Linked DNA regions of Mus musculus: all the other regions are linked to region 3. A link is a loop called in an ENCODE intact Hi-C map of the cell type or tissue named here. Cell type or tissue: left cerebral cortex. All regions are shown on one strand.

The links. Peaks named below come from ENCODE experiments on the same cell type or tissue, not always from the same donor. Only the 100,000 strongest peaks of a DNase experiment are listed, where the experiment ranks them.
Region 1: it touches region 3 in a loop (4-fold over the local background); 2 of 42 quality-filtered maps call a loop at or near these places.
Region 2: it touches region 3 in a loop (3-fold over the local background); 11 of 42 quality-filtered maps call a loop at or near these places.
Region 4: it touches region 3 in a loop (3-fold over the local background); 2 of 42 quality-filtered maps call a loop at or near these places.
Region 5: it touches region 3 in a loop (2.3-fold over the local background); 2 of 42 quality-filtered maps call a loop at or near these places.
Region 6: it touches region 3 in a loop (3-fold over the local background); 3 of 42 quality-filtered maps call a loop at or near these places.
Region 7: it touches region 3 in a loop (5-fold over the local background); 3 of 42 quality-filtered maps call a loop at or near these places.

The regions. Positions count from the first base shown.
Region 1 is chr11:96,309,911-96,313,910 of GRCm38, forward strand. It overlaps a transcript of Hoxb3 not described here. Among named protein-coding and RNA genes, the nearest start is that of Hoxb5os, 5.0 kb to the left of the region's middle. In left cerebral cortex, a CTCF peak has its summit at 1,838; a DNase peak (open chromatin) is centred at 1,792.
Region 2 is chr11:96,200,207-96,204,206 of GRCm38, forward strand. It overlaps Gm30134 (a long non-coding RNA gene), which reads right to left and starts at 3,420. Exons shown (of 3, transcript XR_001780305.1): 1 at 3,336-3,420; 2 at 1-834. Gm11538 (predicted gene 11538) reads left to right here and starts at 3,248. Exons shown (of 2, transcript NR_108029.1): 1 at 3,248-3,494; 2 at 3,577-4,000. In left cerebral cortex, no CTCF peak of the experiment used is centred here; no DNase peak of the experiment used is centred here.
Region 3 is chr11:96,002,358-96,006,357 of GRCm38, forward strand. It overlaps Igf2bp1 (insulin-like growth factor 2 mRNA binding protein 1), which reads right to left and starts at 3,587. Exons shown (of 15, transcript NM_009951.4): 1 at 3,102-3,587; 2 at 1,866-1,926. The coding sequence starts at 3,276. In left cerebral cortex, no CTCF peak of the experiment used is centred here; DNase peaks (open chromatin) are centred at 2,237 and 3,331.
Region 4 is chr11:96,255,936-96,259,935 of GRCm38, forward strand. All of the region lies in intron 1 of Gm53 (predicted gene 53), which reads left to right. Among named protein-coding and RNA genes, the nearest start is that of Gm53, 6.3 kb to the left of the region's middle. In left cerebral cortex, no CTCF peak of the experiment used is centred here; no DNase peak of the experiment used is centred here.
Region 5 is chr11:95,912,302-95,916,301 of GRCm38, forward strand. B4galnt2 (beta-1,4-N-acetyl-galactosaminyl transferase 2) reads right to left here and starts at 2,570. Exons shown (of 11, transcript NM_008081.3): 1 at 2,519-2,570. The coding sequence starts at 2,529. In left cerebral cortex, no CTCF peak of the experiment used is centred here; DNase peaks (open chromatin) are centred at 2,468, 2,776 and 3,171.
Region 6 is chr11:96,175,357-96,179,356 of GRCm38, forward strand. No RefSeq gene overlaps it. Among named protein-coding and RNA genes, the nearest start is that of Hoxb13, 17 kb to the right of the region's middle. In left cerebral cortex, no CTCF peak of the experiment used is centred here; no DNase peak of the experiment used is centred here.
Region 7 is chr11:96,740,293-96,744,292 of GRCm38, forward strand. The region is part of intron 10 of Skap1 (src family associated phosphoprotein 1); the gene reads left to right. Among named protein-coding and RNA genes, the nearest start is that of Snx11, 35 kb to the right of the region's middle. In left cerebral cortex, a CTCF peak has its summit at 1,908; DNase peaks (open chromatin) are centred at 1,990 and 2,954; H3K27ac peaks cover 277 bases.

The DNA.
Region 1 (4,000 bases), 310 kb after region 3:
AATCTCCCCTCCCCCATTTTTAGGAGTTGGCACTCCTAGTCACTTTATTCATTTTTTGGAGGTTTTTAGAGTAATTGGATTTTGGGGCTGGGATCTGCCCACAGCAGGGCTATCGATTGCTGCAGCGCAGTTACACATCCATATTAATTAACCCAGACACCACATGGAAACTGAGCTGTTTGGGAAGGGGGAGGGGAGCAATGGGGGCCCTTTATGGAGAATGGCCATTTCTCCCTAAGTGTCCCTGAGGCCCAGATAGGAAGAGTTGCTGCCCACGAGAATCCTGTGACCCTCCCAAGCTCAAAGTCCTTGGACATCAGCAAGGGGTAAGCCTGACTTGGTTGCTGCAATTGGACTCCCTCAAAAATCTTCTAGGGGTTAGATTAGGCTTCTAATGAGTCTTCCCTGTTCAGTTCCGTCTTTCTAGCTTGCTGATGCTGTTTCTGGTGGAGGTTCCCAAAGCCACTTTTTTTTTTAAGTGGCGTTAACAGCCTTCCACGCCTTCATTTCAACTTCCCAAAAGGTAGTAGCTTTCTGATGGTTTTCAGGATTGTTTTGAGTGGTTCTTTTACTGTCCCATTTGTTGTCCGTGCTGTGGCCTTTCCTTTTCCTTCTACTCTTCTCTCCAAAAAGTGATTAAAATCTGTTAAAGGATTTAATTAAGAGAGTTAAATGAAAAGGAAGGAGGCGCAAATGAGTTGGGGGAAAAAACCCACACCAAAGCTATTCTCAACGATTAAATCGCCATTTTAACAATATAATGGAGTTTGCATCCTGAAAGGGGAAATCAACGCTCATATCTCATCAATAATTCATAGAGTCCGGGATCACGCAGAGGTCAGCAGACGGGGGTGGAGGGGTGCGAGCGCCGGCCTATGTGGGGGCTCCAGGCCTCTGCCGCATACATTACCCGCTGCTGGCCTCACTACCCATCAGCCACTTGAAGGTCACGCCGGGGTATGCCTACAGGTTTAGGTGATCTTTCCTCCTTTCTTTTAACGAATTTATTGAGAATTCATTGATTTAGTAATTCCAAGTGGAAGTGGTGGTGGTTTAAAGTCCTGGATAGGATCAAAATCCGAGAAATTTTGGAACCTGTTGGCCAGTACATAGCACTTCTTAAATTTTACTTTCTCTTTCTCTCCTTCCTTTCCTTTCCTTTCTACCTTAACTTCCTGCCTTCCTGTTTCTCCTCTTTTAATTTCCTTTGAGAAAGGAGGATGGATACAAAGGGAAGCACCTTGCGGCCTCATGCCCATGTCAAAGGCTCCTAGGCCTGGCTCTTCTTGTCTTCCTTTCTTAAAGGACTGGGGACCGAGTGCACGTGGCTGCAGGTTGCCCTGAGACCTTGGGACTCAGCGTCTAGGGTTGCAGCAGCAAGCCATTGGCTTCAGATCCCGGTAGGGTAGGATGAATCATTCAGCAAGGGATAATTTCTAGGCCTGAGGCTGCCTTTCATAACCTCCAGATACCCCCCAAACATCCCTAAGTGAAAAGGGGGGCAGTTAACATTGCACCAAGCACTTAGCAGGCCAATGGTGAGAAAATGACTGTGTAGGGAGTCGCTTCTTGGGGGAATTTGGAGTCGCTGTTACACACCTATTTTTCTCTTTCTCTCTATTCCTCCCTTCTCTCTCTTTCTTCTCTTTTCTCTCTCCTTCTTGCTTAACAACTCCAAAAGGACCTTACGAAAGGAGAAATGAAACCTTTCCCTGCAACAGATGGGAACCTGAGAGGTGGTTTTTGGGCAGATGGGAAACCGAAAGCGCGCTGGTCCACTGCAGGGCTGTTGCGCTGGCGGGCAGGCAGAGGCTGTAACTTCCCGGATCTGCCAGTAGAGTCCGCCTTAGACCAAGTTCACAGCCAGGCTGGGGTCTTAGAGACGCTAGAGAGCGACCGCTCAAGGTGGCCCCGGGCCCCGCTGGGTCTGCATTGTTAGGACAGAGCTCTCCTTTCACCCCTAAGGGCACAGTAGACTCTTCTGATCCCAAGGAAACCCTGCCTCAAGCTCTTTCTATTCTTCACCTTAGAATTCACTCTTCTTCTGGCCAACCCACTCTGCCACTCAGCGGGTCCCATAGGCCCTCTCTCAGGAATCACCGCCTCACTCTTTCAGGCAGGAATGAAGGAGGGTGGGCGGTCAAAAGCCTTGGCTGGCATCTCAACCAAAGAGACGTATGAAAATGCAGGAAGTGGGGTCCGTGCTTCACCCCACCCCTAGGAGTTACTGAAAAACCTAAAAGCTCTTTCTTGGGGTGGGGTGCGCAAGGTGGCCAAAGGGGAGGGACAAGAAAGGTGATTTGCTCTTTGATTTCCGCAGTATTCACAGACCCGGGGCTGTGAGGCCTGTGTTATTGCCGGAGAGGTCGCAAAGTTGGAGGGTCAAAAGTTTACGTGCATGCGTGATCCCGGCGGCCCAGGCGTCTAGCGGCGGGGGCGGGGTGGAAGAGGGGGAGGGGAGGGGGCTGTATGTGTGAAGAGAGAAGAGAGAGCCTGGGCTGCTGGAGGTAAGGAAGGCAAGAGTGGGTTGGAAGGGGTGGAGGCAGCAGAAACGAGATAGGGGGAAGGCAGATATTTGAGAGAGGGGAAACTGAGGAAGGAAGAGACCATTCCGCTAAAACTGTGAGGCTTCTTGGTGGAGAGCTGCACAAAAGACGGTGCTCCGGGCGTGGCGAGTCCTCCACACGATTTTCTCTCCCAAAGATAACCTTTGAGTCACCACATGAAATTTAATTAAAACCTACCCAGCCGCACACATTTAAAAAAATCCAATTACCCACACGTCCTTGCAGGACGTTTGGCAGGACCAAAAGAAGGCTTCCAAGGTGAAGGCTTGATTCTCACATCAGTCCCACCCTGCTCGCCCTAAAGGGGATAACTGCAGGCTCCTCACCCACCTGAAAGATGTCCCCTGTTTTCCCAGACCCCTAGTTCCTAGACTAGTTGCAGGAAGCTGAGTTCAAGACTTTGGGTCAGTGCTAGAGATTTTCTTTTCTTTTTTAATTCTCCATCCTTTCTTTTAAATGTCGTGCTTAAGAACTAGGGCATTGAAAAGTCGTTTGCTCTCTCATTCTCTCCCAAGCCTCCGTTTGGATGTTCATCCGGATTCCCTCTCTCCCTCTTTGGAGGAGGGAAGGGCAAGTGTGATGGAAAAATACCTAATGATCACTTGGAGATCTTTGTAAATGGAGTTGAAGCAGGCGACCTGAAATGAACCCTCAGTCTATGCATTAAGCTTAGTTCATAAGTAAAATGCTTCCTAGAGACCGTGATAATAACAAAGCATATGCCTATTTTGGTCTTTAAGTGATTATTGCATTATAAGATGCCATCACAGTCTCTTCTAAACATTCGCTATAGGAGTTGTACTGTGGGTGTTTGTCCTTCCACAGTGGAGAAAACCTGAGAGCTTTTGTAAAGATGACTTTTGAAATAAAGCCAATGAGGAAGAAAAAGGTTAATAGCAAGTTTCAAGTCAATTTAACCCCAAGGTCCTCCCACCCCAACTAAAAGGTGTTTGGAATCTTATTTTTATTTAGTTCTCAAGTGAGATTCTCTGGGGTGGGGGTGGAGTCCAGAGAGGAAGTCTTGGGGCCTGAGGAGTAGAGGCTACAGGGGCAAGGAGAGAATCTATTTTGTTTGATCTCCTCCTAAGTCTCATTTGCCTTCATCTTAGGAGAAGATAATGACAAATTAAAAAAAAATCTGTAATAGACTTGGAGTGGCCCAAAGTCCCAAGCTAAAAAAGGTTTTGGGAAGGGAAGAGTGACTTCTGCCACCCCAGACCAAACTGGCTGCCTTAGAGAGTATTTTCCCAACCCATCCATAGCAGAGGGTACCACTACCAGCGTGGAAGAAGAGTCATCTGGCTTAACTCAACCAGTCCGCTGGGGGCCAGAGAAAGGGAAAGCTATTATAGACATTGACATTGCACCAGATTTTAAAACCTTGGTCTTGGGGGGTGGGGACAGAGTGGCTGAATGAGTGAGAACTAAGGATG
Region 2 (4,000 bases), 200 kb after region 3:
GTGGTGGAAAAGACGAAGGGAAGAGGTTTCAGTGGTTTTTGAAAGGCATTTATACCACAAGCTCACCCACCTGAACACTCTCTGTCGGGGCAGACGTAGGGGAAACTCAGGAGCCGCCCACCTCCTCCTGCCCAAGCGCGGGGCACCGTCCCTCCTCCCGGCTCTGGTTGGGGCTGGAAGAGAGATTCAAAACATCCAATGGGGGAACAGATGCCAGCCTGCCTTCCTTTCACGACTACTAGTTGTGGGGGGTGGGGGAAGGGCACGGAGTGGTCCGAGACTGTGAAAGAAAGAATGCCACCATTACCCTTAGCCTCCCCTAATTGCCCCCTGAAACAGGAGAGGCAGCAAAGGAATGCAGTAGCCCCCAGAATTATGGGAAGAGGAAAGCAACGACTGTGGGCACCCAGTCTGTGGGGGTCAGGGACTTTGCCATTGAACTTGAAGATCCAGGCTGGTGGTCTCCCCTCCCCCTCCCCCACTCTACTAAATGCTAAATTCTTTATGGGGAGAGAGGGGGAATATGGGGCGGGGTAGAAGGGTAAAACGCACATCTCTGGCCTTTGAGAAAGCTGGGGCTGGTGGTTGCATTTACTACTACCCAGAGACCTTATGGGAGCCGCTGCTCCAAATATCCCCTACCCTAGGAGCAGAGTAGATTCTTCAGCCTTCTCTCTAGCCTCAGAAATGGTGGGCCAGGGATTCTGCCTCACCCCAGAGTTAGGTTCTTGGGTTCCTCTTCTAGCTGTGGGAATCTCAAGAGCAGGCTGAAATCTTTGGGCAGATGTTTGAAGAATTCAGGGTCTAGAAGCAACTGGGTCCCCATCTCCACCTCTGCAGACCAATCAAGAGTGTTATTTATCCTATCCTCTTTGTTTGGTTTACTGCTTGCAAGAGTTTCTCTTTTAAACTGTAAACTAACATACAGTTTTCTGTAACCGAGCGTTTCTTATGTATCAACTTGGGATCTGCCTCTAGAAGCCCTTGAAGGAATGTCGCTCAAGCACTGAGGGACACTGGAAGTCTCTGCAATAAGAGGAAAGGCCTCAAAGGTTCTCTCAGAGGCAACTGTCAGGGGCATCTTGATGGCCTTTGAAGGGATGTCGTTCGGGTCAAAAATGACAAAGAAAATGCTTCGAAGTATGCGGGACATTTTTGGTTTGGGCTAGGGAGAGGCTTGCTGGTACCCTGGGTACCTTGGGCATGTGGCTTTAAGTTTGTCTTTGACCAGATGGAATCTTGGCAAGAAAAAAAATAATAAATATTGTTAATGTTCTCATTTTTATTTAAAACGTTTTGTACCTGTGTTGAAAGCTAGACAAGATCCAACAAGGATAATGATTTACTAGCAGACAGGAAATTAACACAATGCCAGGGCAGAGTGTCGCAGCTCCCCTCAGGGCCTCTGGCTCCCTTCCTCTCCTCAATGCCTTCTCAGAAGTTCCTGTGGTAGCTTCCGAGGAGACACTGGAAGGGGTCCCAACACAGCAGTGTTGAACCCTTTCTGTACAGGAGCATCATGAAGCATCATGGGATAGGTCACCTCCTGAGAGTACTAACTTGCTAACTTGAAGTTTGGGTGGGTAAGTTCAGCTGCAGACATTTAGCAAATACCCAATTTCCCCCAAACTGGCACCTTTTCTAGTGTCCCTCAGGGCTATTGTCCCCCACCCTGAACTCATTACTTAGTAAAGAAATGGAGACAATAGTGCCACTCACTTTATTTGTGTCAAAATGGTAGAATCTTGGTCCCAAAAGGGGACTTCTCTTAATTTCTGAGTTCCAGGTCTTTACCAGAAGACAGACCAGGAAGCCAGTCTTTCCCACCCTCTAACAAACTTCTTCCTAGGCAGTGACAAACACCTGCTTCCTTCTGGAACTCTCTATTTAGATCACAGAGGGCAGGTGCTTTACAAACACTCTAGCCCTTGCCTCACTGGGGACTGGGTAGATTTGTCTGAGTGTGAAAACAGGGTAAATAAAACGCATGTGATCCCAGCACTCGGGAGGCAGAGGCAGGCGGATTTCTGAGTTCGAGGCCAGCCTGGTCTACAAAATGAGTTCCAGGACAGCCAGGGCTACACAGAGAAACCCTGTCTCGGAAAAACCAAAAAAAAAAAAAAACAAAAAAAAAAACAAAAAAAAAAACGCATGTGATCATTTAGTTCAACTCAGTTTTCACTTCAAGCACCTCGTGCATGCCAGTTTCCACTGGAGGTGGAAGGCAGAAGAGACCTGGGGGGACACAATGCCTGCCCCTAATTTTGATTAGATTCCCTGTCAGCTCTTAGGTCTTACTGCCTCACTGCTCCCCTCCCCGCGCTGAGGACTCCATTTTATGTTTTCTGTCCTGTGAGGTAGAGGGACATATTTACCAACTATTACAGTCAGGACAAATGGAGAAACAGGAGGGAGGCACACAGGCTGCCACCTGGAGAGGTTTCTCCCGTAGAAGCCCTGTTCCAGGAGGAACTGGAAAGATGTTCAGAATATCGAAAACTGAAGAAAATACGCGCGGAAAACACAGGAGAGGAAGTAGGAAACTATAGGACCCAGCGAGAGACTTGCGTGAACTTCCCTCTCTGGATGGAGGTAGGGAGGAGGGGTGTATCTCACAGGGGCCTGGAAAACAGGGCAGAACCTGACACTGTGGCCCTTCCAGACTCTGACCACCGCTCCTCCACTCAGGCAGGCACCACACACACACACACACACACACACACACACACACACCCAACTCCCTGTCAGAGACAAGCGCCAGCCTTTGTTTGGTTCAATGGGTGAAGTTCGCTCCCCCTCCCCCTCCAAGCAAGGTTTTGTCATTGAACTTGAGTCAGGTTGTAAACGTTCCTTTAGCCCTTCGGGAGTGTGAGAAGTGGGTGGAGGGGAAAGGGGCAGAGGGGGCTCTGGAAGGACCTGGAGCGCCAGAGACCTGGCCTTTCTAAATCAGGCGTTACTTTATTAAAGGTCCTTGTCTTCTGGGAGAACGAACAGGGTCGGAGTGTAAAAAACAAAAACAAAACCAAAACAAAACAAAAAACAAAAAAACCCAAAACCCGTCGTTGAGGCCTTAGAGCAAATGAGGCCGATGCCTTAGGCTCCGCGTGACTAGCGTTTTCGTTCTCGCGCACTCTCCATTCCCCGGAGTTTACCTTGGGTTAAGCAGTCAGCCCCCTAGTATCTTTTCTCGCCATCAAGATAAACACGTGCATAAATAACAAAGGATTAACAGCTCCAGCTAGCGCTCAATCAGAGGCGGGTCACCCTGCTGCTCGGTCCTCACTACCCTTGTTGCAGCCCGGAAGGTCCCCCTGCCCGCAGAGCGACCACCAAACCTCGCATGTGCTCGATCTTTGTCTCAGGACGAGGGTGCAGAAGCTCGGGCAACGGGGCGTCTCCCGTCTCCCGCAGAGGAACCTCGGCCACTGCAGCCGGGGAACCCGGGCGAAGTGCGTCTTTCCCAGAGATCTGCTGAGAGCCGAGGCCCGTGACTGGTGAGAGGGCCGTAGAAGCGGGTACTGAAAACAACCACTGAACTGTGGTTGTTTTGTTTGGTTGTGATCATTTTTGTTTTAGGAATTCCCGATCCTGGAAGCCTGAGGAGAGCGGATGTCCACGGCGGGATGTGGGAGTGTTTGCTGGCTGTAGAATGCCGGGTAGAAGGTGGCCCCGGGCGAGCTGCGGTCAGGGAGAGCCCGGCTAGCCTGGGGGCCTGAGGTGAGAAGAATGGGATTCTGCCCGGGTGGGATCCGGCCCAGGAGTCTCTTCCAGGAGCACCTCCACAAACCCCGGGAGGAAGGTTAAGGAGACTCCAGATCTGGTCAACTCCTGCAAAGTTTCCGGCCCTTCCATTTATGGCCGGAGAAAATTGCCAGGAGGCAGATTCACAGTGGCAAAAGGGAAGTGGCCGAGTGAATTATCAGGATAATGTCATGGATGCTCTGTCTCCCAGTTCCTACCGAAGACTGTTTGGAATAAAGAACTGGGTATTTTCATCTTC
Region 3 (4,000 bases):
ATGTTTCGTTCAGAAAAATTATTTCAGAAAAGGGAGCCCACAAAAAAATCTAATTTATTATGGACGTGAAAGGAGGAAATGGAAGGAAGGAAGGAAGGAAGGAAGGAAGGAAGGAAGGAAGGAAGGAAGTTAGTTCTCTCAAATCCCCTCTCCATTCCAACTCAAAAGAGCCCCGAGTAAGGCATTTGTGGGGACAAGAAGCCTGGGTGGAAATGCCTTCAGAGGCAGCAGATGGCTTGAAGAGAGAGACCCACAAATACAGGGCACTATGAAAATTAAAATATAAATGTTTTGAGTTCCACTTCACCACACTTTGCTGTTTCTTTCTCTTTTGCCTCCTTGGCTTTAAAATGTAAATCATCCCCAAGAGCAGGAAGGAAAAGTGACCACACATTTCAGAATTCCAATTATTAGATCTCCCATCAACACAGCTCTGAGTCCATGTATTCACGATCTCCACTGTATTATTCCCATCTCCATTTTTTTCAAATAAAGCTTTTTTTCCTTCCAATTTTAGTGCCTCTGTTAATTCTAACAGCAACAGCCTCAAGCATTTGACAACAAACCACATACTCTATAAACCTAGACACAAGCCATAGTGATGCTCTTCAGCTACAATAATTCAGTGACTTAAAACTCTGAAGCCAAACCACAGATGACAGACATGATCTCCAGCTAAACTTTCTCAATTCTTTAAACATATGTCCCCACCCCACCCCCCACCCCACCCCCCAAACCCCCCACCCCACCCCCAAAGCACAGCACCCACACAAGATTCCCACCTAGGAAGGGCCAAAAAAACTTCAGAAATACAGCACGTGCCCAGCTGAAAAGAGGGACTGAGAAGACCAAAACTGGACTGAGGGCTGCTCCCAACTAAGGACAGGAAACAAAACTGCACTGTCAACAACGCGTTCACAAAGTCTGATGTGAGAAACCCTGCCTCAACACTCCACTGCCAGAGTTCAACCGCAGACTTCGGAATTCGAGGGGACTGGAAATCCATCCTGAAATTTTAAAGGTGGAGATACCCCATTTGGCGGAAAAGAGAGAATACGGAGTAAAAAGAACTCACCAGAGGAGACACACACACACACACACACACACACACACACACACACACACACCCATTCATCCTCCGAGTTCTAGACCCTCCAAAGAGCCCCAGCTCACAGCCTCAGCACAAAGCTCACCCCAGATGGTCCCTTGTAACAATGGACTGAAGGAGTGGGGGTGGGGGGGTTGGAAAGGGATAGCACGGCCAAAGCACATTCATTGAAAATCCAGTTGATGAGGTACTATAAGATGCGAGGGACTGGGGATGAGGGTCTGTGTAGGGGGGCAACAAAATCCATGCCTATAACAGAAATTATTAGGCCAGCATAAGGAGATCTGAATGGGGTACGTTGCTCATTAATCACCCCCAGTAGAAAAAGAACACTCTCAAATCTACTAACAAATTGTGTTATAAAAAAGATGAGAAACATAGGAAAAAGGAGGCCTGATAGAAAGTTATAAAAAAAAAAAAATCACCACCACCATTAGTTTGAATTCTCCATATTTAAACTCCCATACAGAAAATGGTCCCAGTCCCACACTATGAACTAACTCCACAGAGTTCCTGCTCTATTGATTTTTTTTCTCTTTAATTTTTCAAGTAATGTCTTTTAGCCCACCCCAATCCCAAGTTGTTGGATTTCTTCTAAAGCTATAAAACAACCACTACACGATCCTAGCCAATCTCTCCCAGCCCCCAACATCCGGAGTTGGGGGTGGGGGTGGAAAGGCCAGTAATGGGTTTGTTCCACTGGAGACGCTATGGACCCCTAAATATTACTGTTTCCCAAAAGGAACTCTTTTCCTACCTTTGTTTTTTGGGGACTGAGTGTTCAATCTCTAGACGTTTTCCTTGCAGTTCTACTTTCCCTGAAGATTTAAAAAAAGAAAAAAAAAAGAGATGAATGAGTGTAAAGAAATGGGGGAGGGATGGGGTGGAAGGGTGAGTAAGGGACATTAGCTAAATTCTAGAGTTCCTGGGGCCTCCTAGAAATCCAGGCACCAGCTGCAGAGGCCTGTGGGGGGAAAGGTTGCTCCGGGTTTGGTAGAACCCGTAATTTCGTTGGGTTTTTTTTTTTCTTCAATTTTTTTCGTTTTATTTCCATTAATCACGTGGGCTGATTGAGCAGCCTGCTCAGATTTGGGAAAGGTGTGAGCGTTTGTGTGAGCGCGCTTGCTTCGGCGGCTCCAGAAGTAGAAGGAAGGAGACAGGCGAAAGCAGGATCGTTTCGCGAAGTGGGGCGGGAGTAGAGAATTAAAACTTTATTTTCCAGCAGAGCCACGGTGAAGGGCTTAGGCGACCAGGCCGGGTCGGGGCCACAGGGCTAGCGGAGGGCCCCCGGGGCGGCGCGGCCCGGGGCGGAGGGTCCCTCGCGGTAGCCGCGCGCCTCTCGGCCCAGCCTCGGCGTCTCGGGAAGCAGCATGGCGACCCGCCGCCGCCACCGCCACCGCCGCCGCGCCACCCGGCTCACGCCCCACTTTCAAATCAAAATGGCTCAAGCCCCAGGCCTTGGGCGGGAGGCGGGAGCCCCTTCCTCCCACGTCCTGCCTCAGGGCTTAGTCCCTAGTTAAAGCGGGAAGAGCTGAGGTGCGCGAACCCCCATCCTGGAAAGGCCCGGGACGGAGGGCAGGGGCTTTGGGGGTGCTCTAGCGCATGGGGGGCTGACTAGGGGCGGGGGGGAATCGGGGAAACCACGCCTATACCCGAACCCCAGTGTTCGTGAGACACCCCCACCCCCACCCCCACCAGTTGCCAACCGGGGCTCCCGCCCCGTCGGTGGGGAGGGGTGTAGGGAGCCGCCACGAGCGCCTCGGGCTGGGGGAAGGGGTGAGGAAATCCCGAATATCTCCGCGCCGGGAGAAGGCGTCGAGGGAGGCCGGGCGAGGCTGGGGACCGAAGACGGAGGCCGAGCCCTCCCGGACCCGGGAAGAGTTGGCCGGCAAGGAAAAGAGGAGCTGCAGGTCCCCGTTGTTCCGGGATTTCGTGTGTGTGTGTGTGTGTGTGTGTGTGTGTGTGTTTTCCGGGGAGGTGGCCGCGCTCTTACCCGAGAAAGTTTCGATGGCCTTCATCGCCCAGTGCTCGTCGGGGCAATCCACGAAGGCGTAGCCGGATTTGACCAAGAACTGGCCGCTGTAGGAGATCTTGTGCTCCGCGAATACTTTCTCCAAGTCTGCGGGGGTCACACTCTCGTTGAGGTTGCCGATGTAAAGCTTGTTCATGGTGGCGGTGGCGGGGCAAGGACACGGTTCCAGGCAAGGCCGAGCCGGGCGGGCGCGGGCGGAGAGCCTCCTAGGCCGAGAGGCGTGGAGACGGGCGGCGGGAGCCGCAAACTTTCTACGCACCCCACCCCTGAAGTTGTCCGGAGCTCCGGGCGGGTGGGCGGCCTGAGGGCACGCGGGGGTCACGGGAGAGTTTGGGTGAGCCCGGGAGAAGTGCCCGCCGAGTGCAGGGGAGGCTGACGACGACGCGGCGCGGCTCCTTCCCTTCGGTCCGAAACCCCTGCGAGCGGGCTGGTGTGTCACGTTTCTCCGCGGCCGCCCTGGCGCCGCCTCTAAATAAAATCGACTTGAAAAAAAAAAAAAAATGGAGCAGGAAAAAAAAAAAAGGCGAAGCCACGTGGTGACAGCCCCCACCCACCCTGCAGGGAAAGACCCCCGACGCCACCGGGCCCCTTGGCCCTCCAACCCGGACCAACCCAACAGTCTCCAATCTTGGGGGCGGCACTCAGCGCACCCCACGGGTAAACCAGGAAAGTGGAAGCAGAGTTCCCCCCCCAGCTCTCCTATCCCCCTCCCCCTTTGCAAGAACCTGGCCCCTAAAGCGGCGCCCCGCCCCCACAGCGACCTGCACGGGGGGGGGGGGTGGCGGGGGGAGGGCGGTGGCGACCCAAATCCCCCCAGTTCTTAGGAATAAAATGTACGGTAATTTTTTTATTCGTTTTGT
Region 4 (4,000 bases), 250 kb after region 3:
GCAGGCTTCCTCGGTTTTTACCGAATGAGCATCCTCTGGGCGAGTCTCTGTATCCCTGAGCTGAGGAATATTTCTCCACCTTTGGGAACAATTTGCTTGCTTCCTCCGAGCCACAACTCCACTGCACCCGCCCCGTTTCCCAGCTCTGGGGTTCTTCTTTCAGATGCCACCTCCCTTGCCACCATTAACAGACACCTGCAAAACCCTACTAGGTCCCCAGCAAAGGAACACTTCCATCTTCTGGAGCCGGCCAATTAATTAAAGAACATTAAGAAGCCGGAGGAGCTGTAATGGGGCTGTTTGGAACGTGGGGGCGCTGATGAGGTCATTAACCTCGGAGTAAAGATTGGAACTGCAGACGCGCCTCTGGGCCCTTCTCAGCATCCGGGTTTTGATCACTCCACCTGTCCATAGTGTTCAATCTTTCTCCTCTTGTCCAGCGATGCGTTTTCCCCTTTATTTTCTCTTTCTCTGACGGCCCTTGGGGAAGGTTTTATTACCTCTAGGTATCTAAAACTAAATGCCTACTTCTACATACCTGTCACAGACCAAAATAACTCAAGAGGTCACAAGAAGTAATCACACACTGACCGTCTAGGCTCAAGAGTCTCCAGTTTGGCTCCTTAGACCTAGCCCTAAAGTGATGAAGCTGAAATTTCCTCTAGACCAAAATATACCCTCAAGAAAAAGACATTTTCAGGGGAGAAATGGTTTCAGAAACTTGCTCTGTGGATCAGCTCAAGAAAAGGCAGTAAGTAGCCACAGAGGGTTCAGGTCCTGGTGGAGAAACCCCTAAAACTTTGGTTACAGTAGGCACATTTTCATCATAAGGCAAGTGTGCAAAAACTAGTGTGTTGTAGGTTGCTTTGCCTCTGTCCCAGAGCTTGCGGCACCCATGAGAGATGCAGGATATTCTAGGGAAGGCCAGTGACAGTACCCACAGGGCTTTGTGGTACACATGGCTGCCCCTTTAGTTGGTTTTTCCAAGCAAAGTTTCACCGCTCTCTCATTCAGTTCTGGTTGCTTGTATATGAACAGCAGCGGGTGGAGAGGGGCTGGTTCATAACATTTTAGGGGCACTCACTGTTACTTTAAAAATTGATTAAAAAAAAAAAAACATGATCCCATCCCTTTTATGTAGTCTTCATTAAATCCCATAGCTTGGGGGGGGGGCAGAGTTAGGACTACTCAGTTCCTAGACTAAGAGCCATTTGAATTGAGGGAAGGGGCCAGTCTCTGGAAAACACTGAAACCAAATATTGGTCAGTTTATGTAGATTTCACTTCTTGTCCTTTGGCTGGTAGTTCCGTGTTTGCCAGGCCACCTTGCACCTTTGAAAATACTCAGGGCTGAGCATAGCAGTCCACATCTTTAATCCCAGGACTTGGGAGGCAGAATAAAGTGGATCTCTGTGAGTTAGAGCCCAGACTGGTCTACAGAGTGAGTTCGAAAGCAGAGAGAGCTACATAGTGAAAGTCTTGGAGAAAAAAACAAAACAAAACAACAGCCCAGCCATTTGGATCTCTGAGTTCCAGGATAGCCAGGGCTACACAATCTCTGTCAGAGAGGGGGGGGAAGAGAGGGAGAGGGAAGGAGAGGGAGAGGGAGAGGGGGAGAGGGGGGGGAGAGGGGGAGAGAGGGGAGAGAGAGAGAGAGAGAGAGAGAGAGAGAGAGAGAGAGAGAGAGAGAGAGAAGTAAAAAAGAAAGAAAAAGAAAACACTGAGACAGCAGCAGTGTCTGGACTCCCAGTGTAAGCTAGCCTTTCTTCCCCAGGACCAAGGGGACTGAAGCATGAAGCAGTACCGGAAGCTTTGCTGGAGAATGTTGATCTTGGTCTGGCAGTCTGACCAATTCCTATGGAGGCTGGGCTTAGGCAGACTGTTAGGTACAACAAACAACAAAACAAAACAAAACAAAACAGAAGCACAAACAAGCAAAAAACCTCAGGGGAACTCCTGGAAAGAGAAGACTTTCCCTAACTGTCCTCTAGCTGGTACCCTGTGAAATGGAAGCCAAGGATCCTCAGTAATGTAGTGCTCTGTGGTCTGTGTCAGTGTACTGATCCATGCTCTTCTGTGTCAGTGTACTGATCCATGCTCTTCTGTGTCAGTGTACTGATCCATCCATTGAGTTTCCTCAGAGCCTCTAACTGCCTGGGGCTGAGGCCTTGAACTGAGGTTGGGAAACATCAAACTAAAAGGAGAAGGATTTGAAAAGAATACACACACACACACACCCCTCTGGTACTGAAAATTGATCTTGGAGTCTTGTGGATTTTATGCAAGCACTCTGCCATGAGGCTACAGCCCCAGCCTGCTTCTGAATCTCTTTATCATCTTGTTTGTGAGACATGAAGAACTGACAACCTCTGGTGATCCCAGGGGACCTCCCTACTTTCCCTTAATGTCTTCCTCTGTTGTGGCTTATTTCAAGCCCATCAAAAAGAGGACTTCTCTTCTCTAGCTAGGAAAATTGTCCTGGCACTCTACCCCAGCTATACTCAAGCCACTTAGATCCTCCCCCCCACCCCGAAAAAAGTTGGGCCTCTTCAGGACCTTGAGAGTAGGAGTCCCCTCCCCAGGGCTATGTTCAAACAAATGATGGGGTGTGGAAATCACCTGCTTTCTTGTACACACTTATGTGAGTAACCTATGCCCTTCCTGGCTCTTCTCCATTGTCTGTACATTTCAAACAATCATGCCTTGGAGCAGGTAGGACCCTGACCATTGTTAGTTGCCTGCCTCTCAGCTGCCAAACCCAACAGCTCTGCTCTATGGCAAGGAACCAATGGCTAGCTAGCTAATAGTATTTAAACCCCTGCCTGAAAATGAAAAGAAAAAAATAATCAATTTTCTGCTTGGGACAGCTTAAATTGACTAATCGTGACTGTGACAACCTGACCTAAATGTTTTTAATCAGAGCAGAAGAAATATATACCCATTTGCTCTCTACTTTACTAATTAAAGAGAGCTAATTGGTGTTTTCAGGAACTTCCGACTGAGGGTCAGAAGCCTCTAGTCATCTTTTCACCCCTCTTTGCCCCACCCCGCCCTCAAAGGACGGTCCCCACAGTGGAGTTGGCCTCTTTCCATCAGACAATTGGGGGGGGGGGTGCTCCAGACCCTCTGGCTCCTCCTTTGCAGCCATTACTTAGGCCCTGAAAAGGACACACAGTGATTGGCCAGAAGTTCTTGCCCAGCAGGGTTGTCCCCTTTCACACATCCCTAGACTTGTTTCCAGGAGCCAAGACCTCTTGCTGGTTGCCAAGTCAGCAACGCCAAATTGGTGGAGTGTGTCTCCCACAGGAGGCCCAGAACTCAGCCCAGTGCTGGGCATGGGGGAGGAGCTCAGAAAATGTTCCTCTGATGTGGAATAAAAAGTCCCCACCGGGCAAAAGTCTCCACCTATATGGAAGGTTTCCTGGCAGGTGCAAGACCCAGTTCTTTCCAGTCATTTCTTACATGCTCTGTTTCACTTCAGGCTTCTGCTTACCTATCCCCCTCCCCCCATTCACTTTATATGGCAGACACCCCCCCCCCCCCACACACACACCTCAGCCAAGGCAAAGGAGTCACCTGGAAGCCCTTATACAACCAGCTTTGCAGATCCCCACTCCCCCACCTACCCCATGAGATCCAGAAACTTCAGGCTACAGGGAGTTTGAACCTGAAATGAGCCAGATAATTGCCCCAATTCGCTGTTCCTTATTGAAGAGATAGTTTACAGGCTAAGAGGTTCAAAGGGCCTCACTTTTATGGACACTGCTTTAAGTCAAAAGAATACATTACACACATACAGGCTGAGGCTCTCTTGCCCTCCAACCTAGACTGGTTCTCTGAGAACAAAGGAGACTTCCTCCTTCTCCTCCCTCCTCCTTCTTCCTCCTCCTCCCTCCTCCTCCTATCTCTGTCTTCCTTACTCTATTAATACTTACTAAATATTCTCTTTGCAGGCATCATACTTAATTCTAGGCACACAGTACATGAATTACTATAGCCAC
Region 5 (4,000 bases), 90 kb before region 3:
AAAGCCTTTGCCCAGGACATCTGTTTCGATGCCGGTCGGTGCCAAATACACCACAGTTACCATTTCTCCAAGAAGTTGGGACTTTTGTGTTTCCAGAACCTAGTAAGATACCCAGCACTTATACAGAGAAACCCTGTCTCGAAAAAACAAAACAAAACAAACAAACAAACAAAAAAACCCCAACAACAACAACAACAAAAAGATACCCAGCACTTATACAGAGACCCTGTCTCGAAACCCCCCCCAAAACCCAACAACAACAACAACAAAAAAGATACCCAGCACTTATACAGAGAAACCCTGTCTCAAAAAAAAAAAAAAAAAAAAAACAACAACAACAACAACAAAAAAAGATACCCAGCACTTATATAGAGAAACCCTGTCTCGAAACCCCCCCTAAAACAAAAAACAAAACAAAACAAAAAAAGCTAACAACAACAAAAAAGATACCCAGCACATAGTAGGGACTATCCAGTAGCTAGCTCTTTTTTTTTAAGTGAGTGTGTGAAAATGAGAAAGGGGGTGGGGGGTGGGGGGAGGAGAGAGAGAAAGTTCTTCAACACTGGTTAAATAAAATTCTAGTAAACAATTGCTACAATCCAATCAGCTCCTTCCAGCATGGTTCTCAGACAACCTTCTCCCTCCATTTCCCCCACTGTAAAGTGGAGATACGTGCAGTATATTCTTCATAGGAACTGTTAGGAGAGCTGCTGGGAGAATCCAGAACACAGCCGCTCCACCCTGAATCAGTGCTGCATAGGAATGAGTGCATCTCTCCATCCTGGCCCCCCTCTTCCTTCATCAGGCTTTTCAGTCCACTTTACAGAGACATAATCCTGGAGCCCTCTCCTAGGTGCTCCTGGCGTATAAAATGAATTGAACGTTTTTTTCCACCTTTGGAGCCAAGGTCTCATGTAGCCCAGGCTGGCTTCAAACTCACAATGTAGCAAAAGATGACCTTGAAGAGTGGACAGACATGAGCCATCACACTGGCTTTTGAAATGAGTGGAATAATTAATATATAGTCAGTTTTGTTTAGAGGACACTAATCTCTTCTTGGGTTTTTGTTTTATTTGGGGAAGTGTTTGGCTTTGTTTGTTTGTTTGGTTGGTTTTGTGTGGGTTTTGTTTGTTTATTTGTTTGTTTGTTTTTGAGGGAAACTGTCCCATTTCAGAAATAGAAAGTCAGAAGTTGGAAGAGATGTTTCCCCAAGGCCACACTGGCCAGCACTGTATAGTCAAAACAGGAAAATAGCAGACTTCAGAGATGAAAATCGTAGATCTAAGGGTACAATTCTAGCTCTTTATAAGTGAAGGAAAAACAAAGTCTGGCCCAAAATGTGCCAGCCTTGTGTTCATTAGCATCATTCAAGTTGACTGAGTCTATGAAACAGAAGTCCCAGCTCCTATCTCCTCCCACATGCAGGAAGCAGGAAGCTAGAAAGAATATTGAAGGACTCTGGGATTCCTGAAGCCCTTCCTTAGCAATGCACAGCAGACTCCCAATATCTGCCTTCCTCCACTCTCTCCCTAAATCCTTTGTGGAACAAATGTGTGCTTTAAAAACAAACAAACAACCCCCCCCCCCCCAAACCTGGTCCTGGTGCAGAGTCTGCAAACCGTATACCACTGAGGAACTTCCTCAGCCCCTTTGAAAGTTTTGAGATCAGATCGGATGTCCATCTGGCCTCAGAATTGTGGCCCTCTGCCTTCCAGGTAGTTTAGTAGTAGTGACTGGCCTCTGAGTGTCAGGCAAGCACTTCACCATCAGAGCTACATGCCCCTCCCTTTAACTGCATTTGCTTTTGAAAAAAGAGAGAGAAAGAGAGAGAGAGAGAGAGAGAGAGAGAGAGAGAGAGAGAGAGAGAGAGAGAGAGAAACTTTGAGGAGGTGTGTGTAACACACCAAAATGATTTCTAACTCACACAACTCGTTTCTGATCCTTCTGAGTGTTTTGTAAAACTTAATCGAACACGCCTAAGTTCAGCCTCTTCAGCGTTCCACGGTGTTGTGCGGTGCATTGAGGTACAGCTGAGCCTCTTACTCCTGATGCAACCTTCTGAAACCCATTGGCTCTGTGAGGGCTGCTATAAAACTCTCTGGAAAGGACTCAGGGATCCAGGCTCTTACACTTGCCTAAACCCACATCCTACAGCTGGGTACCAGACTCAGTCAGGTAGGCGCCTGATCCCCGTTCAGCGCACCCGGCACCCCCAAGACACGACCCCACGCTCGGACTTGCCCCCCACCCCCTGGAGATCAACCTCCAAGTCGGATTTTCCCATGGGAAAACCGGTTCCGGGTTTGAGCCGGCGCAGCGTCTGAGACGGGAGAGAGGAGCGGGATGTCTAGCCAGGAAGGCACGCACTGTGCCGGGAGATCCTTGTCACCCACGCGAAGACTCCCCGGGCTCCACCAGCCGGCTGCCTGCTGTCTGAGCACTGCTGGCTGCCGCCGTTACACCTGTTCCTCCCCAACTCCGCGTGCCCACGTTCCTCCGGCCCAGGGACACTCACTACCTGGAAGTCATCGCAGCTCGCTCCAGCCACTTCTGCAGACTGCCTACCGCAGGTCTGGACGCGAGCAGGAATGAGCTGCGAGTCCCAGGGACCGCGCCCGCCTACCTCGCACAACCCCCGCCCAGGCGCTGGACCTTGCCTCGCGTCCAGGATGTGTTCCAACGGTTTTGACACTATTTAAGTTGGTCCACTGTGGCTGTGCGGCGCCAGGAGCCTATGTCCCGGTACATGATCCCTCCGGTGACCAACGCCCAGGCTTTTCCTACTAGAAGAGTTACAGTCAGGTTCTAACGCTTTATTTACTTGTATAAACTATAACAGCCCCGACGACAGTTCTGTGGCTTGATTTTCAGGTGAAGAAATCTAGGCAAGTTGGGGATAATCAGACAGTAAGCAGCGTCTCAACCCACTTTGGTGTATTTTATGTCCTTTGGGTTCGGGGCTAAAAATGCAAGCCATCTCTGCTCACCCCCATTTCTTTGGTGGGCAGGTCTTTTAGAGGGAGATAGAGAGGATTCAGGGTTTTACCCAAACTTCAGGATGAACTAGGTGAAGCTGGAGAAAGTACGATCCCGTGCCACCGCTTTCCTCATCCGGGCAAATGGCTTTCCGCTCTATCTGCTCTCGCTCCAGAGCGGTCCTCCGGGCTTCAAGGCGTGTCCTAGCACGGCCTGGATAACCTGGGCGCTCGCTGCAACCTGCAACCCGCAACCCGGCCCCTGCGCTTCTTTCCAAATTAATTCTCTTTCTCAGCCTCCCCGGGTCATCAAGCTTTTCTGTCCACCCTAGAAAGAAACACAGTTTCGTAGTCCACTCCTAGCTCTCCCTATCATCTCGGGCCCTTCTACAGCTCAAATTTCAGTTCCCTCAAATTCAGCCTTTGTCCTTACCTTTCCCCTAACACTCTACCGCAAATTGTCGTGACAGGAAAACAAAGCCGCATCCGTAGCCCAATCTCTCTTACAATGACCTATCGGACCACATAATGCCTTTTTGCTTGGACGTAGGAAAAAAGCGAATTTCACTCGAAATCGTTCCGCATTTGTGTTTGTGAAACCCTTTTCGAAAGGTGTTGGGGGTGGTTTTCGGGGGGGGGGGGCTCTTCTCCGTTGAGACGAGAATGGGATCCTACTGTTGTTCTGATCCTGCCAAACTGCGTGCATGCGGCTAGTTTCAGGTATGCAGAGGACGGTGTGCAATCGTCTGCTTACACATAGTATACCTTGCCGTGTCCCAGAAAGGAAGTACGGCTAAAAACAAAGTAATCCTAAATATCCAACCGGGTAAGAAAGATATAGTCACTGAGGCAGGAGGATCAGAATCCAGGGTCACCCTTAGTTACACACCAGTTAGATGAATATATAACTCGTAGAATGCAGCGTGGGGGAGGGAGGATCTTTGCCCGCTGTACACCTGACAGGATTGCCATAGAATATACAAGAAACTCAAAAGAAAGAATAAAGCCATTTTTTCCAACTCCAT
Region 6 (4,000 bases), 170 kb after region 3:
CCATCCTGGCAAAGCTTGGGCGGGCAGTTGGTCCTCAACTGGAGGGGGCGAAGGACCCCCAATGTAATAGGGGGCTTCTTTGGGGATAGAGCCCAGAAAAGCAGGAAAACTTTCCTGGAGTCACGCGGCACCTTCAATCTTAACTTTCCTACTGCACCCCAACTTTAGCCTCGCGGACTTGGCACTCCAGCCCAATGCTTGCTGTCGTACTCCCGTACTCCCCGAGTACCCCATCCTCAGACGCTGCCCACTCTCAGAGAACACGTACGTGAATGGAGGGCTGAATGGAGGGCTGGCGAACGCGTTCTTTCTCCTTCACTGAGAACTGGAGTCCAATGGGGGAATCTCCGCGACCTTCCATCCGGGTACACGGAGAGATAGATGATCCTGAGGACCCCAGCCCTATCTCCTTCCAGGGCTTTTTAGGAGGCTCCTTCGGAGGGGCTAGTAACCCGTAAAGGCTTCAAGATTGCCACAAGCATTTTGCCATTATGGTCCACCAAGGGACTTATCCATGTCTTTCAATTTTAAAGAGTCAGAGACAGCAAGAAATGCTAAAAGAGAAATGAGACTTCTCTCTTCATTTAATAATAATAATTTAAAAAGCGCCATAATTCAAAGAGCACATCCTTTTGTCCTTCCTCCAACCCGACCTCCACCTCCCAGGAAAAATTGTCAGAAAATTTCTAGCACACATAGAGACACTTTTCACTCTCTCTATCATGAACACAGTCTCTGTAGACCAAACCCAAACTTCACATTTCAGCAAACACATCATAGGAACGAAAATTACTTAACAATTTTTTTTCTTTTTGATTGGGAAAACGGGATGGGGATAGTTCTCCATAAAAGAACATGCCGGACTAGTGAAAGGGTTCAGTGGGCGAAGATGCTTTTGTCATTCTTGAAGAATTGAGTGCAACCCCCAATGCTGGGGACCCCTACTATGGGAGGGGAGAACGGACTTCAGGGAGCTATTCTCTGACCTTCAGGCCACATGGCATGCCCACACACAAAAGCAAACAAATGTACTTAAAAAAAAAAAAAAGAATATAGATTGCCTTTTTAAAACATGTGTCCACATCGGGCTAGCCTCAAACTTGTGGCAACAATTCTTCCCGAGTGCTAGGGTTATAAGCATGTGCTACCATGGCAAGTTACAAACTGCTTTAGAGCCTACAAAAATGCTTATTGTGTCCAATTCCAATGAAAATTTTATTTATGCGGACCCCTCGATTTTATTCAGTCCTTAGAGTCTAGAATGTAGCTGAATGTTGAAAAGGGAAAAGAAAGTCAAGAACACATTCTAATTACTTCCCCATCCATCATCAAGTAAATTAGTGTAAAGCTGAGCCCTTTAAAGGGGAAAGGCATCCATCCATGCTTCAGACTTAGGGTTTTGAAAGAAAGGTAAAGTATAATGTGGTAAGCAGCCATCTCTGCTAAGCCTGTACTCTGAGAACAGTGGCTCCTTATACACACACACACACACACACACACACACACACACACACACACACCCCTCACTGTGTAACCGAGGCTAGCCTCAAGTTCGTGGTAATCCTGCCTTAGCTTCCCAAGCTAAGATAGTGAGTGAGTTGTTACTTTCCTTATCAACATATGAACCATTTTAACTTTGGAATTCTTTAGCACGCGTTATCCATTTTAAACGATAGGTTAAAATAAGCCAATTGTTGTTTTTAGTGGTGTTTATTTCTAATACTTAGGCGGTAAAGGAGAACAAGTTCGACAATATAAAAAGGTTTCATTTAACTACCTTCCTGTTTGTTAAGAGCTCATCTCTACGATCTTTACGACTAAATGTGGGCTTTGCTCGGATAATTAGAACAAACAAAAAAAATCAGGCTATTGACTTGATCACTTGTTTTTTTTCTCTGAAAGGACTTTGCAGAGATTAATTCAAAACAGTGCCTAAACTGAGAGATTGTGTAAACTGATTTGTTCGGAGGAGAGGGGATAAATACCAATTTCTGCTTATCCCCAGATCAGGTCTCTATAGCTGAAACCACAGACAAAAGAGTGGGAAGGACAAATTATTTGTGCCGTTTACACCAAAAATTCCTTCGGTTTCTGACAGTTCTATTTCAAGTTGAAACCCGTTTCTTCCTGCGGGGCTTCCCTGGTTCTAGAACGTCTTGGCAGTACACTTCTAAGCTTTTCGCCTTGGGGCTCCAGAGCCCACTGGTGGAAACACTTGGGTGTAGGAGGGCTGGATCTCTCCAGTCAACTGCGGAAGCGGGGACTGTCTTGGGATTGGCGCCTGGGAGTGCCCTGGAATGGAGACACTGAATGGGATCTGGCGCTCACCAAGTCCCTAATGGGAAGAAACACTCCGGAGTCCGCGATGCTTCCTTCTTCTGCCTCCCCCACGCCCGTGAGAAAGCAAAGTTGGGGAGGGTGAAGCAGGAGGCCAGAAGCCCCTCGCTCGCTCTCCCACCCGCCCCACCACTGCGGCCCGCGCGGCACCAGGCTAGAGACGGGCTCCCGGGCATTATTCAAAAGCAAGGCGGCCTTTTGTCCTGGGCACCCGAGGACTTGGTGAGAAGCCAGCTGGGCGGCCTGGGATCCTCTGGCCCTTTGCTGGGCTGGAAGCTCCAGACAATCGTGGGTTGTCCTTAGGGAGATGGCTGGTGGTGCCCTTGGGTCTAAGCTTGAGAACTGTGATTCGGCTTGCTCTGCCCTCTCTCCGACTCCACTGCAGGCAGATTTAGGACGCGTCTGAGATCTAACCCTCTCCCGTAAGTTTACTAGAATCTCCCCCTTTCCAGACTGGATAGATAGTTGCCTGTAAAGTCCCTTGGGGTGAAGTGGGGGAGGCAGGGAAACCGAGGCATAGAGAAAGATGAAGAGATGTAGTGGGAAACGGGGAATCTTGGAGGCAATTTTGTGGTCACAAGGGCCTCAACAACTCTGAGGGATGAATCCCGTTTTTTCGGGGGAGGGCACGGTATAGGGCACTGGGAAAATAGGCATCGACCACATTAAGGAGAGGCATTGGGCCAGGGTGGGGATTGCCAGAGATCCCGGCCAAAAGAAGCCCTGGGAAGAGTATAATGTTATTCCGACTTAGGAACTAGCTTCCTAACAGCCTAGGGGTCCAGGGTTTTCATCCCTTCAAAGAGCAGTCGCTCGGAAGCAACAGTTTTTAGCAATTACGGACAGGATGACTTATCTCCAAACTAGCAGCTTCTCTTCTCTGCCTCTCCAAAGGGTGCTTCTCCCACCCGCTCCCTGGAGGTTCTGCTAAGAAAGATGAAGGAACAATCCTAGTCAACCAAGCAGATCCCTGGAATCCAGTTCCTCCTACCCTCCAACTCCACCACACTGGTCTAACGTGGTTTAATGGCGAAGGGAAAGTCTGTTATTTGCCCAAATGCTTCATTTTTGTCGCGCGCGCGCGCGCTTGTGGCTTTGTAACACCATGCCAGGGGAGACCAAGAATAAGACTGACGCCTGAGGACAAAAATTAAAGTGGAATTTTAGGACTTTAAAACTGTGGGTCTTGCGAGTCTTATGATGTAATTCAGTATTATGATGAGGTTCTGAGTTCATCCCAAGCACAGTACAGGCAAAAACCCAAACCATCCAAACAAACAAACAAACAAAAACCAATGTAGATAGCTCTCTGGCCCTGTTTATGGGCTAAGCCAATGACAGAGATAATATCAGAACTGACTTTTAAAAAAAATAAACAATTCTACGTGTGTTTATAACCAAGAAACAAAAAAATCCTTTTTGTCAGTCTCTAATAGCTCCCTCTTGTAAGCTGACTCCTGGGTCAGAGAGAGGGGTATCCATCCCAGGTAAGGACTAGGATCCCAGAAACGACTGCTCAGAGAGTGAAAATTCCAGCGGGCCAACTGTTGTTCTGTGGAAGGAAGGCCAAACAATAGCTGATTCCTTCTGTACTGGGCAGACATGGCTGGTTGGTTATTTTGGCACCTAAGGCGGCCAAGCTATTGGATGCTGAGCCCAGTGA
Region 7 (4,000 bases), 740 kb after region 3:
GCAACAACAATCCTTCCCCCATCTGTAAATGAATGAACATCTTGATTTTATAGCTATTTGCTTTGTAAAACTGAGAACTGAAACAAAAATTACTGGATGCCTAAGTAACACTTTAATTCGGAATTCATTTACGCAGTAGCTATGGAGTTGTCACAAACCATAATGCAGTATTTAATTAAAATAACAGAAGTGCATCTAGATATGTCCTGGGGTAGCTATCACCAAATGATAGTCTGTGCCATCAGTATTTTGTTTATGAAATGGCAGATTCTAAGGTGCAGCGAGGCTGAGGCGAGAGCATAAACATTTTAAACTTGCATTTTTAGAAAGGTTCTTTTTTTTTTTTCCTGCTGCATCATTAATTTTTTCTTCTTCTGTGGTGTGTGTGTGGTGTGTGTGTGGTGTGTGTGTGTGTGTGTGTGTGTGTGTGTGTGTGTGTGTGTGTGTGTGTGTGTGTGTGTGTGTGTAGTGTGGTGGGAATGACTTCTGGGATTGTTTTGCTGTGGATAAAGATCTCTCTTTCTAACTCTTGCTTTTCAACTATTGACCTCCCAAGCCTCCAAGGCTGTGAAATCCTGTCTGTTGTCATGGAAAGGCGCATGAGGTTCACAGGAGTCACAGCAAGCGTGGGACATCTCAGGCAGAACTTGGACGTGGATTCCGGGAGGGTAGGCTCACTGCGCCGGTTCCCACCGTCTTCCTTACACCTTTTCCATCCATAAAATGTTCTCATGCCTGCCTGTTCTACCCTGTGGATGCTCACCACGGTTGCCTTCCCTTTTCATAAACGCATAGCATCTATCTTGCACGCACCCACCATCTATCTCCACGCTCACATCAGCTGTCCCCTCCACCTCCTTGTCTGCAGAATTATGTTCAGCAAAGTCCCGATTTATAGGAAATAAATAATGAAAATGGAAGGGACTGGGAAAGATAATCGAAACATTCAAATTGTTATTTTTCACTGCACTTTACACAAGCAGAGCATCTGTAAACACCTAGAGAAGGTGTCGTCTGGTCCCTAAAAAGCTATGCCTCCAGAATACCCTGACCAAGTCCGTCTCTGTCGGCATTGCTTCATCTCTGCTCCAACTCTCCTGCTCTTGGAGGCTCCCACCATCTGACCTTTTTAAAATGGTAATTCATACCCCGCTATTGTTGTCTTTCTATCTGATTCTTATTTATCCTGCGTATAATGGCGTGTTTGTCACCACTTACGCTCTGTAAGATAATTCTAAAGACAAACATAGCAGTCACCTTCTTAAAGAAAGAAAGAAAAAAAGTCCTTGTGGTGGCAGTATGAAGGTGTTCTGAGAATGGTCTCACAGCCCAGTCCTACAGCTAGGGTCTCCTGGAAGGAGGATTTCTTCTACACTTGTAATTATTTTAGCCCCTTTCACAGGTCACATAAAAAGTTAATTTCAATCGCTGCTAATTTCCGTCCAACAAGAGCACGGTACTTTAAACCACCCAAAATAATTGGATTCAAAACAAATTTAGGAAATTGAGTGTGTTAGAAAGCAAATAAAAATATCCTTTTGGTAGGGAGGCGGGGTGAAAGTAGTAAAAATGGCCTTTTTCCCCCTCTCTCCCTTCTTTCCCCTTCGCAACTTTGCCATTAAAGTTGCACCTACAGCTAGAAGTTTGTCCGTGAAAAATGGTCATTTTGTTTCTCTGCTCAAAGAATGTTATTAAAATGCTAATTTAAAAGAAAAAGGAGTTAAATATCTAGCGATGGTGCATTCTAATTGCAGCCATAATGAGCTCTCTAAATGTGCATGCCCCTGACACACACCAAGCATAAACAGCAGTAAACAGATCATTAGTACCCGCGTTCATTTATTCTGGCGACCTTACCATGACCCCACCGAGGGTAGGGTGAAAAGCAGGTGGATCTGGCTGTGACACCCCCTAGAGGGATCCAGGAAATGAAGCTATAAGCTGTTGTCATGGAAACGCCTATGTGTGCAGATGATGTAACACACCGACAGGCTGTAGGGCCCCCGCAACTGGGACGTTCGCCTTTCCCTCGCCGGAACAATCTTGAGGATTAAATTATTCATTTCTTTAATTCACAAAGCAAAAGGAATCCTAATTTTCTTGGTGATGTGCAACTCTCTCCCATTCATCTAGGGTCTAAAACACAGCGACTTGTCCCCTCTTTCACCGAACCCACATTCTAGTCCCAAATAGCTGAATTTGGCGAAATCAAGTGTGGAAATGCAGCAGGAATCCAACACTCAGTATCTGCACTACAAGGAAAGAAAACCTATGGGTTTCTGCCCAAATTTAAAATGTAAAGTGTCCTTTCCTGATTAGGGCACCTTGGGCAGGGATTAAATGTATACTGCTTTGTTTGTTGCAAAGCAGCAGAGTTAGCCCTGAGAACTACCAAGCCCAAATTCAATGCCATGAGAACGGAGAGCCACAGCCCCTAATGAGCACCTCACCCTAGCAAGGTGCAAAACAGAGATGAGAAACAAGCAGCTGCTCACCCCTCCCACGCTCAATTGAGAGAATGGAGATTAATAAATATAATTCTTTGGAGAATGATTCCACTCTGTCCTACCCTGTTTTGTACCAAACAACCTCAATAACCTTACAGCAACAATAGAATAACTTTTCTTCTTCTTCTTCTTCTTTTTTTTTTTTTTTTTTTTTTTTAAGGAAGCAGAAAAGACGATCTCTGGAAATTATTTTAAAATAAAAAATCTCCCAGCCTGTGCCTCCCTCCCGACCCCCCTCCCCATTGCACTTTAGATGAACCTGTGATATTGTAGCAATGGCCCTTGAAGTGCAGTGGGGAAGTGATTTAGGAGAATATTAAAGGCAATGTGGAGATTCAAGGCGCCTCTCTCAGGGAGATCTGGAGAAATACGCAGCACAGATGGGCCGAGCAGATTAAACATTTCCGTCACATTGTTTCCAAATTGTGTTGCGGTGCCTGAGGCTGGTACTGCGGTCAGAGCAAAACAGAGTGGCGGAGCTGCGAGCTGCACAGTTTATGGAATACATATTAATATGCCCGTCTCACATGGTATCACAATTCTATCAGCTCTGAAATGGGGCTGCCTCTATTGTTCCTGAATTCTGCACCGGGCACCTTGTTTCCTCCCGTCTGTAAATGTTTACCTTGCCTTTCCCCTCTCTCTGGTAGGTGAAGTGTAAGTTGTCTGCTCCATTCCTGGCTCTCTTTACAAACCTGCTTCTCTTTACCCCTCCCTCCATGATTTCTCTGTGGCCTCTGCTTGCACTGCACACAGTTTTTCACACACATTTCCATCACCAAGAGCATCTGGTGTGCACAGATCCTACACACCTCCCTGGCCTTGGCTGCGAGGTCATGTGTTCATTCACACCCTCTTCAGGACATTCAGGCTGTATCCTCCCTCTCGCTCAAGTGCTCCCAGGTCCTCCGTGTGGATCACACGGTCTCCTCAGAGCACTCTGTTCTTAAGCTGGCCTGGGCTTTGTAGACTTGTCCTTGTGAACCCCCAACAGCTTTTGCTGACCCACCTTCCAATGTGCGCTCTCTCTCTCTCTCTCTCTCTCTCTCTCTCTCTCTCTCTCTCTCTCTCCCTTTTAATAACACCTATCTCCTCAGACAAGCAGGTCCATCAATCATCAGGATAGCAAGTTCCCTGAAACGTAACAATAAATAAAACTGGCTCAATTGGAGCAAATTTAATGACTCATTTGTGTTATGATCTATAGACCAAAATTCTGAATAATGGAAAAAGAGAAAATGATTGCCAAGAACCTTAAGCACAGTGTAAAATAGCCTGGAGAGGCCGCCAAATGACTCAAGGTTTTAGCTAAGCGCTGGGCTCCCATCCTTTCCAGTGTCACAAAACCACCAGCTAACCAGCCAACCATTTCCTTATCCCTTCAGGAAAAATCTCCTCACAGAATGGTTTGTGCTGAAAAATGGGTATGTCCGTCTTTGGTAAACAATTCTTCCTAGCTTTCTGCTTCCTGCAGATGGGAACTTGCTGAGCTA